2 separate regions of the Homo sapiens genome follow, and region 1 is linked to region 2. A link is an interaction called in ENCODE POLR2A ChIA-PET data of the cell type or tissue named here. Cell type or tissue: PC-9. All regions are shown on one strand. Links, peaks and the distances in the headings refer to the core of each region. The heading gives the core; the rest is flanking DNA. Region 1 overlaps RPL6 (ribosomal protein L6). Region 2 overlaps HECTD4 (HECT domain E3 ubiquitin protein ligase 4).

The links. ChIA-PET counts read pairs that join two places held together with the same protein. Peaks named below come from ENCODE experiments on the same cell type or tissue, not always from the same donor. Only the 100,000 strongest peaks of a DNase experiment are listed, where the experiment ranks them.
Region 1: POLR2A ChIA-PET joins it to region 2 with 7 read pairs; 4 of 35 experiments call an interaction of 5 or more read pairs at or near these places.

What each region holds. Positions count from the first base shown.
Region 1 is chr12:112,402,054-112,407,442 of GRCh38, forward strand. It overlaps RPL6 (ribosomal protein L6), which reads right to left. Exons shown (of 7, transcript NM_000970.6): 4 at 4,694-4,837; 5 at 4,241-4,289; 6 at 3,800-3,984; 7 at 3,136-3,323. The coding sequence ends at 3,171. Among named protein-coding and RNA genes, the nearest start is that of RPL6, 4.9 kb to the right of the region's middle. In PC-9, for the core only: no CTCF peak of the experiment used is centred there; no DNase peak of the experiment used is centred there; H3K4me3 peaks cover 273 bases; H3K27ac peaks cover 815 bases.
Region 2 is chr12:112,276,496-112,281,884 of GRCh38, forward strand. HECTD4 (HECT domain E3 ubiquitin protein ligase 4) reads right to left here. Exons shown (of 76, transcript NM_001388303.1): 9 at 2,733-2,891. Among named protein-coding and RNA genes, the nearest start is that of HECTD4, 100 kb to the right of the region's middle. In PC-9, for the core only: no CTCF peak of the experiment used is centred there; no DNase peak of the experiment used is centred there.

The sequences.
Region 1 (5,389 bases), core at 247-5,246, 130 kb after region 2:
ATATCCACCATTCTAGCACCATACAGAATAGATTCCTGGTCCTAGAAATCCTGTGGTCCACCCGTCCATCTCTCCCTCTCCACCCACCACCCACGTGCAACCTTTGATCTCTTTGCTGTCTCCTTAGTTTTGCCTTTTCCACAATGTCAAATACCTGGAATCATAGAGTATATAATATGATACAGTATATGAAAGAAGCCCTTTCCACATGGGCTTCTTTCCCTTAGCAATATGTATTTAAAGTTCCTCCACGTATGTTGTTGCTTGATAGCTCATTTCTTTTTATCACTAAATGATGTCCCATTGTATGGATGTACCACAAGGTTATCCATTCACTCGTTGAAGGACATCTTTATTGCTCCCAAGTTTTGGTAATTATGAATAATGCTGCTATACACAATTATGTACAGGTTTTGTGTAGACATGTTTTCAGTTCATGTGTAAATCGTATTCCTTTTTAACTTTTGTATTTATGCACACATTTATATAGTTGTAAAACTAAGCTTATATATTTTTTTCTTTTCTTTATTCTCCCTGGGAGCATAGATTCAAGTTGCCATGAATATACACTCCCACGTATACTTTTTTAAAAGTGATATTTTACATAATTTTCTGCAATTTGCTTTTTAAGATAACAATAATCTTTTGTTATAAAAGCAGTATATGTGCTTTTAGAAAGTTAGCTCATGTGGGTAAGTAAAAGAAAATAAAGACACATGCCAGGCATGGTGGCTCACGTCTGTAATCCCAGCACTTTGGGAGGCTGAGGCAGGAGGATCACTTGAGGTCAGGAGTTCCAGACCAGCCTGGCCAACATGGTGAAACCCTCTCTCTACTAAAAATACAAAAATACAAAAAAAAAAAAATTAGTTGGGCAGAGTGGCAGGCGCCTGTAATCCCAGCTATGCAGGAGGCTGAGGCAGAAGAATCACTTGAACTTGGGAGGCAGAGGTTGCAGTGAGCCGAGATGGCACCACTGCACTCCAGCCTGGGCGACAGAGCAAGACTCCACATCACTTATGCCACATTCTATTGGTCAAAAGGGGCAGAATCTGTTTGATCCCAAATCTTTGAAACAATGCAGAGGCTAGTGCAATGATTCTCAAAGTAGGATCTAGGGATCTTTTTTTTTTTTTTTTTTTTTTTTTTTGAGACGGAGTCTCGCTCTGTCGCCCAGGCTGGAGTGCAGTGGTGGGATCTCGGCTCACTGCAAGCTCCGCCTCCCGGGTTCACGCCATTCTCCTGCCTCAGCCTCCCAAGTAGCTGGGACTACAGGCGCCCGCCACTACGCCCGGCTAATTTTTTGTATCTTTAGTAGAGACGGGGTTTCACCGTTTTAGCCGGGATGGTCTCGATCTCCTGACCTCGTGATCCGCCCGCCTCGTCCTCCCAAAGTGCTGGGATTACAGGCGTGAGCCACCGCGCCCGGCCGGATCTAGGGATCTTTAGATGTTCCTGAGATCCTTAAAAAGGGACCTGTGAAGTTAAAACAATTTGTCATACTACTGTTAAGACATTGTCCTTTTAACTCGAGTGTAGAATGGAGTTCTCCTGAGGTGTAATACATAATGTGATACTGCAATAGATTGAATAAAGCAGATATAAGAATCTGTCTCCTACGAAGCCAGACATGAAATACATTTGCAGAAATGTAAAACCATTGTCCTCATAATTTTTTGTTTTGGAAAAATTATTTTTTTAGAGACAGGGTCTTGCTCTGTTGCCCAGGCTGGAGTGCAGTGGTGCAATCACAGCTCACTGAAGACTCGAACTCCCAGGCTCAAGCCATCCTCCCATCTCAGCCTCTCAAGTAGCTGGAACCACAGGTACACGCAGGCTGGGCTTATTTATTTTTTGAGACAGAGTTTTGCTCTTGTTGCCCAGGCTGGAGTGCACACATTACAGGTGTGAGCCACTGTGCCTGGCTCAAGTTTTTTTTTTTAATAAAAATGTTACTTATATAAACATGACATGTCATTTTAAAATATTCTAGCAACTTTTTTTTTTTGAGACAGTCTTGCTCTGTCGCCCAGGCTGGAGTGCAGTGGTGTGATGTCACTTACTGCAACCTCTGCCTCCCGTCCAAATTCTCCTGCCTCAGCCTCCCGAGTAGCTGGGATTATAGATACCTGCCACCATGTCCAGCTAATTTTTTTTTGTATTTTTAGTGGAGATGGGGTTTCACCATGTTCGCCAGGCTGGTTTCAAAATCCTGACCTCAGCTGATCAGCCCACTTCGGCCTCCCAAAGGGCTGGGATTACAGGTTGAGCCATGGCACCCAGCCTTTTTTCACCTTTTTTGGACACAGGGTCTGTCATCCAGGATGGTGTGCAGTGGTGAAATCACAGGTCACCACAGCCTGGACCTCCTAGGCTCAAGTGAGCCTCCTGGCCCCACCTCCCAAAATGTGGGGGTTTCAGGTGGAAGCCAGCACACACAGCCCATTTTTCATTTTCCATTGGCAAAAATCCAAGTTTGATAACCTACCTATAAGAAGATGGGTACTCTGTACATTTCCAGAACAAATAAAGTGGTCTAACACTTGGGAGTGTTTGGAAGAATCTGCCAAAATTAAAATGCACAAATCTGGCAGGGTGTGGTGGCTTATGCCTATAATCCCAATACCTTGAGGTCTAGGCAGGAGGATAGCTAGAGCCCAGGAGTTGAACCAGCCCAGGCAATAGGAACTGGGGCCATATGTGATAAACGTGCCCATGAACAGCCACTGCACTGGCCTGGGAAACAAGAGCACGGCCTCATAATTATTGGGGAGGAGTTGAGAATTGAGCACAGCGGGGAGAAATGGGAGTTTGTTGTCTGAGTAGTCAGCAGTTATTCTCTTCTCTCATCCATGTACAGTTTAGCACTGACTTCTTCAGGGACGAGTGAGAAAATGCCACCACTTCACAATGGTAGAGGGTGGGTGAAAAAGTTATTAGCCAGGCACCAAGAACCAATCTGAAGCCAAGAACAGCAATGCAAAGCCAACAAACTAGCTCTCTTGTAGACACCACTCCCTTCCAATCCCATTCTCTACTAAGGAAAACCCCCAGGTGAGCTGGCATGGTCAAACTACACCTTCAGGTAGGTAAGAATTTTTTTTAAAAACCAAAAATTAAAAAAAGAGACACAAAATGTAGTCAGCTATTTAATTAGGTTCTTAAGACATTTAGAACACCAATTTGTGAGGATAAATTCCATTCGTCAGAGCAAACACAGATCGCAGGTAGCCCTGGAGCTGAGGAATAGCTTTGATTTTTGGTAAAATTTGTGAGTCCACAGCTTTCTGATCAATCTTGCGCTGCTCCGTAATCTCATATTTCTAAATAAAGAGAAAATCAAACATTTTAAAACAGGCACATACCAAATTACTTGTAGGTCAACTAAGGAGTCCTGTCTCACAAGTACTAATCCCCAAGAATATTTAGAAAACATTAAAGACAATTTTGACAATCCTTTCCTTGGAATGCTGTGAAACACAACCCATTTTTTAATGTAATAAAAGTAGCTCTTAAGCTTTTGTATACTTTAGGACACATCAAGGATAAGTAAGGGCACATTCCCAATACGATGGTAGCAGTTAATTCCCACACAATTCCACCAAACTTTAGGATTCTAAGTTGAGCTCCCAGACTGCCAAAAGAACTACTCAATTTAGAAGAATCTGGAATACTAAGTATCTCCCAGCATTCCTCATTATTTAACCTTTCATTTTTCTTCTTTTTGTGCAACCTGTTTCTTTTCACTCCCAGGTAGAAGGGCCAGTGCTAACACAGGAGATGACAAGTAGAAACTTACCTCTTTTTCTGTGTCGAAGATCTCACCTTCCTGGTGTCTGGGCTTCCGCAGCTTCTTCTTCTTGAAGTAAGCATCAGTAAGATGTTTTGGGATTTTTACATTGCTGATATCGATTTTGGTTGAAGTGGCAATGACAAATTTCTGGTGTGTTCTTCGTAGAGGAACTCGATTGAGGACCAGAGGTCCTAAGGGGGAAAAATTAATTTAGCAAGGAAAAGGGGGAAGAATCATCATCCTGCAATTTAGGTGACCATTACTTGTTATGTTGCTACACAAAGAAGACCACTTGTCTAACCCACTTGCACACAAGGCAATGAAATGGGCCTCAGACACTTGTGGCAATAAGTGTCTACCATGTAGGCAGTAGCAAACAAACGTGTATACTGCAAGCATTTAAAAATGGAAGTTTCACAGAACATCACAATCCAAGGATTTTCTTACCAGTCACAAGTAATAAGCCACTAGCCAGCTGCTTCAGGAAAACCACCCTCTGTAAGTTAAAAAGAAAATAATTAGTTTTCTGCAATTAAAAACTGACTTCTGAATTCATAAAATCACAGGCATCTAAATTTGGGTAAAGGAAATTTCTACATGTATATGTATACAGCTCGGCAGTTCTGGAAGCAACCACAGCAAGCTACTAAGGTAGTACTCCAGACATAAACACGTTTTTGAGTAAATGAACATGTGTAACATAATCAACAGCAGGAAATGGCTAATAAATCACCATGGATTACACTTCTTATTTGCAACAACTAAGTTGTATCTTGCAGATCATTTCCCCTTGCCCCAAACATAGGTAAATAAAGGAAAAGTACACCTAGCGTGCAAACGCATTGCCACCAGGCACCCCAGGCAGCTGCAGTGAAGCGCCCCAAGCACAGGTACTCTCACCTTGCCCCTGTGGCGTCCAGTGAGGATGATCAGAATGGTCCCGGGGGTAATGCTGGCTCGCAGTTTTCTCACGTGCTGACTGAAGGGTTTTTTGCCGTGGCTCAACAGCTTTCGAGGCACATCTTCAGTAGGATAATATCTAGGCTGTGGAGAGTCCATAGATCCAACTTATTTAAATAAGCCATTCAGATTACTAGAAGCAAGCTATGTCAGCCAAACTTTTGCTACAGCCTTTTTATTTTAAAGTATAATACTGTATTTATATGATTCCATTTTCATTTCTGCTAAGTAGACTTGGAAAAGGTCAATTATGCTTCTGCATCCTGTGTGCAAAAAAGGAGACACCATTTAATGAATGAGATGTGTGCTCAAGCAAAGAAAGCATCAAGCAAGTCACCTTTGCAATCTTGAGCAAAAACTAAACCTCAGAGATTACACGTGTGACATGCCACATTTTGCAGATTAGGGATACATGGCTTGTTTTCCAATTCAAGTAAAGTGTGTCCATATCCTAGCCACTTCATCTGATCCTCACAGCAACAAGTCTTACTCCCACTTCATCCACAAAGGAAAACAAATTGCATAAAGCCAGACACTAGGACTGGCAGATCATTTATTGCAGAAGTTAGACACCATGCAAGGGCCATTAAAGACATGACTACAAATAACTCACAATAACCTATTTCCAACTATACC
Region 2 (5,389 bases), core at 167-5,166:
GGAGTGCAGTGGCGCGATCTAGGCTCACTGCAACCTCCAGCTCCCAGGTTCAAGCAATTCTCCTGCCTCAGCCTCCTGTGTAGCTGGGACTACAGGCACGCGCCACCACGCCCAGCTAATTTTTGTATTTTAGTAGAGATGGGGTTTCACCACGTTGGCCACGATGGTCTCGATCTCTTGACCTCATGATCTGCCCGCCACAGCCTCCCAAGTGCTGGGATTACAGGCGTGAGCCACTGCGCCTGGCCAAAAAACCCAATCTTTAAATGGATAAAAGACTTTGGAGGAATAGATATTCCTCCAAAGAAGGTATACAAATGGCCAATAAGCACATGAAAAGATGCTAAGCATCATTAGTCATTAAGGAAATGCATAAAATCACAATGAGGTACAACTTCATATCCACAAAGATGGCTATAATCAGAAAAATGGAAAATAACAAATGTTGGTGAGGATGTAGAGAAAATAGAACCATTATACTTTGGAGATGAGAACGTAAAATGGTATGGCCACTTTGGGAAACAGTTTAGCAGTCCCTCCAAGGGTAAACATACAGTTACCATATGACCCAGCGATTCCACTCCTACGTATGTGCCCAAGAGTATGAAAAACATCCACACAAAACTTACATACTAATGTTCATAACAGCATTATTCAAAATAGCCAAAAAGTAGAAACAACTCAAATGTCCATCAACTTATGAATGGATAAACAAAATGGGATATTATCCACACTATGAAATATAATTCAACCATAAAAAGTAATGAAGTACTGATTCATGCTGTAATATGGATGAACCTCGAAAACATTATGTTAAGTTTAAAAAGCAGTCACAGACTCACTCCATCCTGCCACCCTGTGAAGACGCCTGCTTCTCCTTTGCCTTCCGCCATGATTGTAAGTTTCCTAAGGCCTCTCCAGCAATGCGCAACTGATGGATAAAACAACTTGGAACCAATAAAAAAGAGCTGGGTCTGGTGTCAAGAGACTTGGACCACATCACTTCACCTGTCTGAGCCTCAGTGACCACGTAGTGATCCCATGGCTAAAGACTGAGAAAGATCTAGGATCACTGGTGTCCAATAATAAATGCACATTTGCAAGCACTAAGGAGAAAACCTCACTCCATGTACTTTCTTCCTGGAGACCAAGCCCACTACAGCAAGGAGTATCTTCAAGCGAGGGTGGAATTGTGCATGAATAGAGAATACTCTCCATCTCTTCTCACATCACACAGCTCTCCAGTTGATACAATATTCAACTATATTTACATCGAGGGAAAAATGATTCTATATTTATATATAACTCTCCATAATGTGTCAAGTGTCCTCACACTATCCTATGTGGTAGGTATAATCATCTGCACATTTTTTTTAATGGGAAAGTTGAGGCTTTGAATGATTAATTTCCCCAAGATAATAGTTACTAAAAGAAACAAGATTTTTACATGTCTGTCTGCATCTACTTTTATAGCTCCTGATTTTATTCGTAGCTCAGCCACCATAATATGCACAGAATGAGACAAAATAATAAGTGGTATTTTGCTACTATCGAGTAAAACCAAAAATTAAAAATCAAGCAAATAAACAAACAAACGAAAAAGCAGTCATAAAAGGCCATATGTTGTATAATTCCATTTACATGAAAAGTAGAGTATAGGTAACTCCACAGAGACAGAAAGTAGATTGGTAGATGCCAGGGGTCAGGGAGTAGGAGAGCAACTGTTGATGAGTATGAGGTTTCTTTTTGGGGTGACGGATAGATTAGTGGTAATGACTGCACAACTCTGTGAACATATTAAAAACCACTGAATTGTATATTTTAAAGGGGTGAAATTTACGGTGTGTGAGTTATATTTCAATAAAGCCACCGCCCCCAGCCTGAGGAACATTTAATTCTATACTTTATCCCATTTAACTATGTGTGCACTCTGAAGCCAAAATTACACTGCTTTCATTACTACAGTGTGCCTCCTTATAATAATATATGGATATTTTAAAATACTAACACATTTTTACACATTTGCTTTTCTATGTCTTATGCTTAGTATTTTGTATATGTGTCCTAAAATGGAGGTGTTTTACATATGTATTTTAATAGCTTTGAAATTCTATTGGCAGGGCGTGGTGGCTCATGCCTGTAATCCCAGCACTTTGGGAGGCCAAGGTGGGTGGATCACCTGAGGCCAGGAATTCCAGAACAGACTGGCCAACATGGCGAAACGCCATCTCTACTAAAAATAAAAAAATTAGCCGGGCATGGTGGCATGTGCCTGTAATCTCAGCTACTAGGGAGGCTGAGGCAGGAGAATCACTTCAACCCGGGAGGCAGAAGTTGCAGTAGGCTGAGATCATGCCACTGCACTCCAGCCTGGGTGACAGAGCAAGACTCCGTCTAAAAAAAAAGAAATTCTATCATAGTGAGTAGAGCTCTTGCTGTATCATCAGTAAATAATGTGACAAAATATTATTTTATTTCCTAAAACTTTGTTGAACTGATTATTTCTATTAATTTTATAGGACAATAGTTTTCAAAACTATACTAATATGCCATCCACAAAAAATTATATTGTTAAATCTTCCTAGCCTATTTGATAATTGGTATTTTTTGTTATCAGAGAGCTATTGCAAACAACTATTTAACAAAGTAAGTTTTAAATAATTAATAGGAAAGCTTTAAATTTCAGAGTTTGAGATAAATCGAGGAAAGTGCCACAAGTAAAATTCACTTACTTTTTAAAGATGACAAACCACTTGTTCCACCAAAAAGAGATCGGGTGGCAGAGCTGCCTGATCCCCCTGGAGGAGGCACCAGCATCACCAAGTAGGTGCCACAGGTATATATGGGTGTCTTCCGCAGCATTTTTAGAGGCAGCCCACAGCTAGTATTTGCTGGAGAAAGGAATGAAAATGCTAAATCAAAATATTTGACACAAAAGTTAATTTGATTACCAACACAGATTAGGATATAATGAGGGAGACCCAAACTCAAACAAAGATTTGGAAAACAGATTTCCAGATTAGGAAAACAGAATAAGAAGTAATAGCTAAGGAAAAAAATAATTATCTTCTGGCTCCACAGCCTGACCCTGAGCCTCCTATTTATATGGTCTGAACATTTCTTGACAGTGCTCCCAATCCTCAATATGCCATCATGCCTCTACAAATTATTCCAAAAAAATAAATCCTCACATGGACTAAATCTCAAAATAAGAGAAGAATCCTAGTATTTGTTTGTGTTTCCCCTAGAAAACTGATATAGGTTGAGTACATTTATCTGAAATGCCTGGGACCAGAAGTGTTTTGGATTTCAGATTTTTTCAGAATTTGAAATATTTGGATTATACTTAAGAGTTGAGCATTCCTAATTGAAAAATCCAAAATCCAAAATATTCCAGTGAACATTTCCTTTGTTTTCATTTATTTTTACTCATTACATCTGAGATTAGTGAGAACATTTCCTTTGAGCATCATGTAGGCACTCAAAAAGTTTCAGATTTGGGAGCATTTTAGATTTTTAGATTTGGGATGAACAACCTATATTCCAATCAAGATCTTGGTTTTTTTTTCCCATTTTATATAGAACAAATTCTTGACAGGCTTGTGATATTAAACTCATAATAAACAGCTTTCAACATGAAATCGGCCAAAATTTCAACCTAATGAAAGCTTTCACAATATCTATCACAAAACAATTTTATAGCTGTGTAATTTATTATAACCCCTTATATACATTTTTCTTTTTTTTAAGGGTCAATGACATAAACTGTCATTAGGAAAATAATTATTGTTTCTAATCAAGAGGTGTAAAATGTACTTTAATCTCCCTTACTGGCATATCTAGAAAGTGGAGTGAATTTACGGATTTTCTATATACAAGCCTAGCGAGGATTGATTATGTCAACAGAGAATCAACTGGAGTGCTTTACTTAGAAAGCTGTCAGGCTATAAAATATAACTTATTATCTATAGCCTGGATAGATGAAAATCATTTTTAGATGGTTTAGATTAGAAGAGTGAGTAAAGTGAAACCTAATCTATCTGATATTTGTTTTGAATGCTTGTGCTTCTAAAAAGCTTTTTTTTTTTTAAGCTGCAAGCCCCCACCAAGTATATTCTTCATTAAGGACATAAATTCAAGAAGATAAATTTCCACTGGTAAGAAACCTAAAGACAGCAATAATTGGAAAATTAGCAACTTTGTGAGTATACCATTTTCACCAAGATGTTTTCAATAGACATATGCTTATTAAGATGGCAATAGGTATTAGTTTTTAATGGAATAAAAACTTTTTTTTTTTTTTTTTTTTGAGACTGAGTCTCACTGTTGTCTGCCTGGGCTGCAGTACAATGGAGCCATCTCGGCTCACTGCAACTTCCACTTCCTGTGTTCCAGCAATTCTCCTGCCTCAGCCCCTCCCGAGTAGCTGAGACTACAGGAGCCCACCATCACACCCGGCTAATTTTTGTATTTTCAGTAGAGATGGGGTTTCACCATGTTGGCCAGGCTGGTCTTGAACTCCTGACCTCAGGTGATCCACCCACCTCAGCCTCCCAAAATGCTGGGATTATAGGCATAAGCCACTGCCCCTGGCCAAAACCTTACAGACACCTTGAATGTTCGCTTACTTTTGAAAAGTTTCTTAGTTTATAACTGGTGAATTTTTAATTTAATGTAGCAACATCACGTTAAAGAATCCACATAAAAGTACGATGATTGCTTAAGCCCAGGAGTTTGAGACCAGCCTGGACAACATAACAAGACCTCATGTTTTTTTTAAAAAAAAAAAGTACAATGAGACCACATGTTTAGAATACAGATACCCGTTTCTACCAAATTCTAGTATATGTGCTGCCAAAGCGTGCACATTTCTACCAAATTCTAAATATGTCCTTGCCTTCTGAGGTCTTTCTTTGATATTATACATATTTTCAACAAGCATTCTTTTAGTATTTCCATTGTTTAGGGTAAGATTTCATTTTCTCCCAAGGGACAAACCCAGATCAGGCCTTCAGCTTGTCATGAAAATGTTTATTTAGGTAACAACAAAAACAAAAACAAAAAAAACTGTCCTCTAGAAAGTATCTTCTACAGTTGGAATTATCCACTTACCCAAATCATAAAAACTATTAACAATTTTGCCACTTACCTTTGATACAAAAGAAGCCTGTGAAAATAAAATACTGTCCTTAAATTCTAATATGGACTAATAAGTATTTAATTTGGTAGTCTCATAATAAATTAACTATAAATATTTTCTCTTCCTAGCATTTCCAACTATAAAAATAAAGCATAAGATTACACTGAATTCATTAAATGCATATTAATTCAGATGCAGTTTTCTACATATGGCATCTTTTTCTAGCTTTATCTTTTACTGCAGTTCATA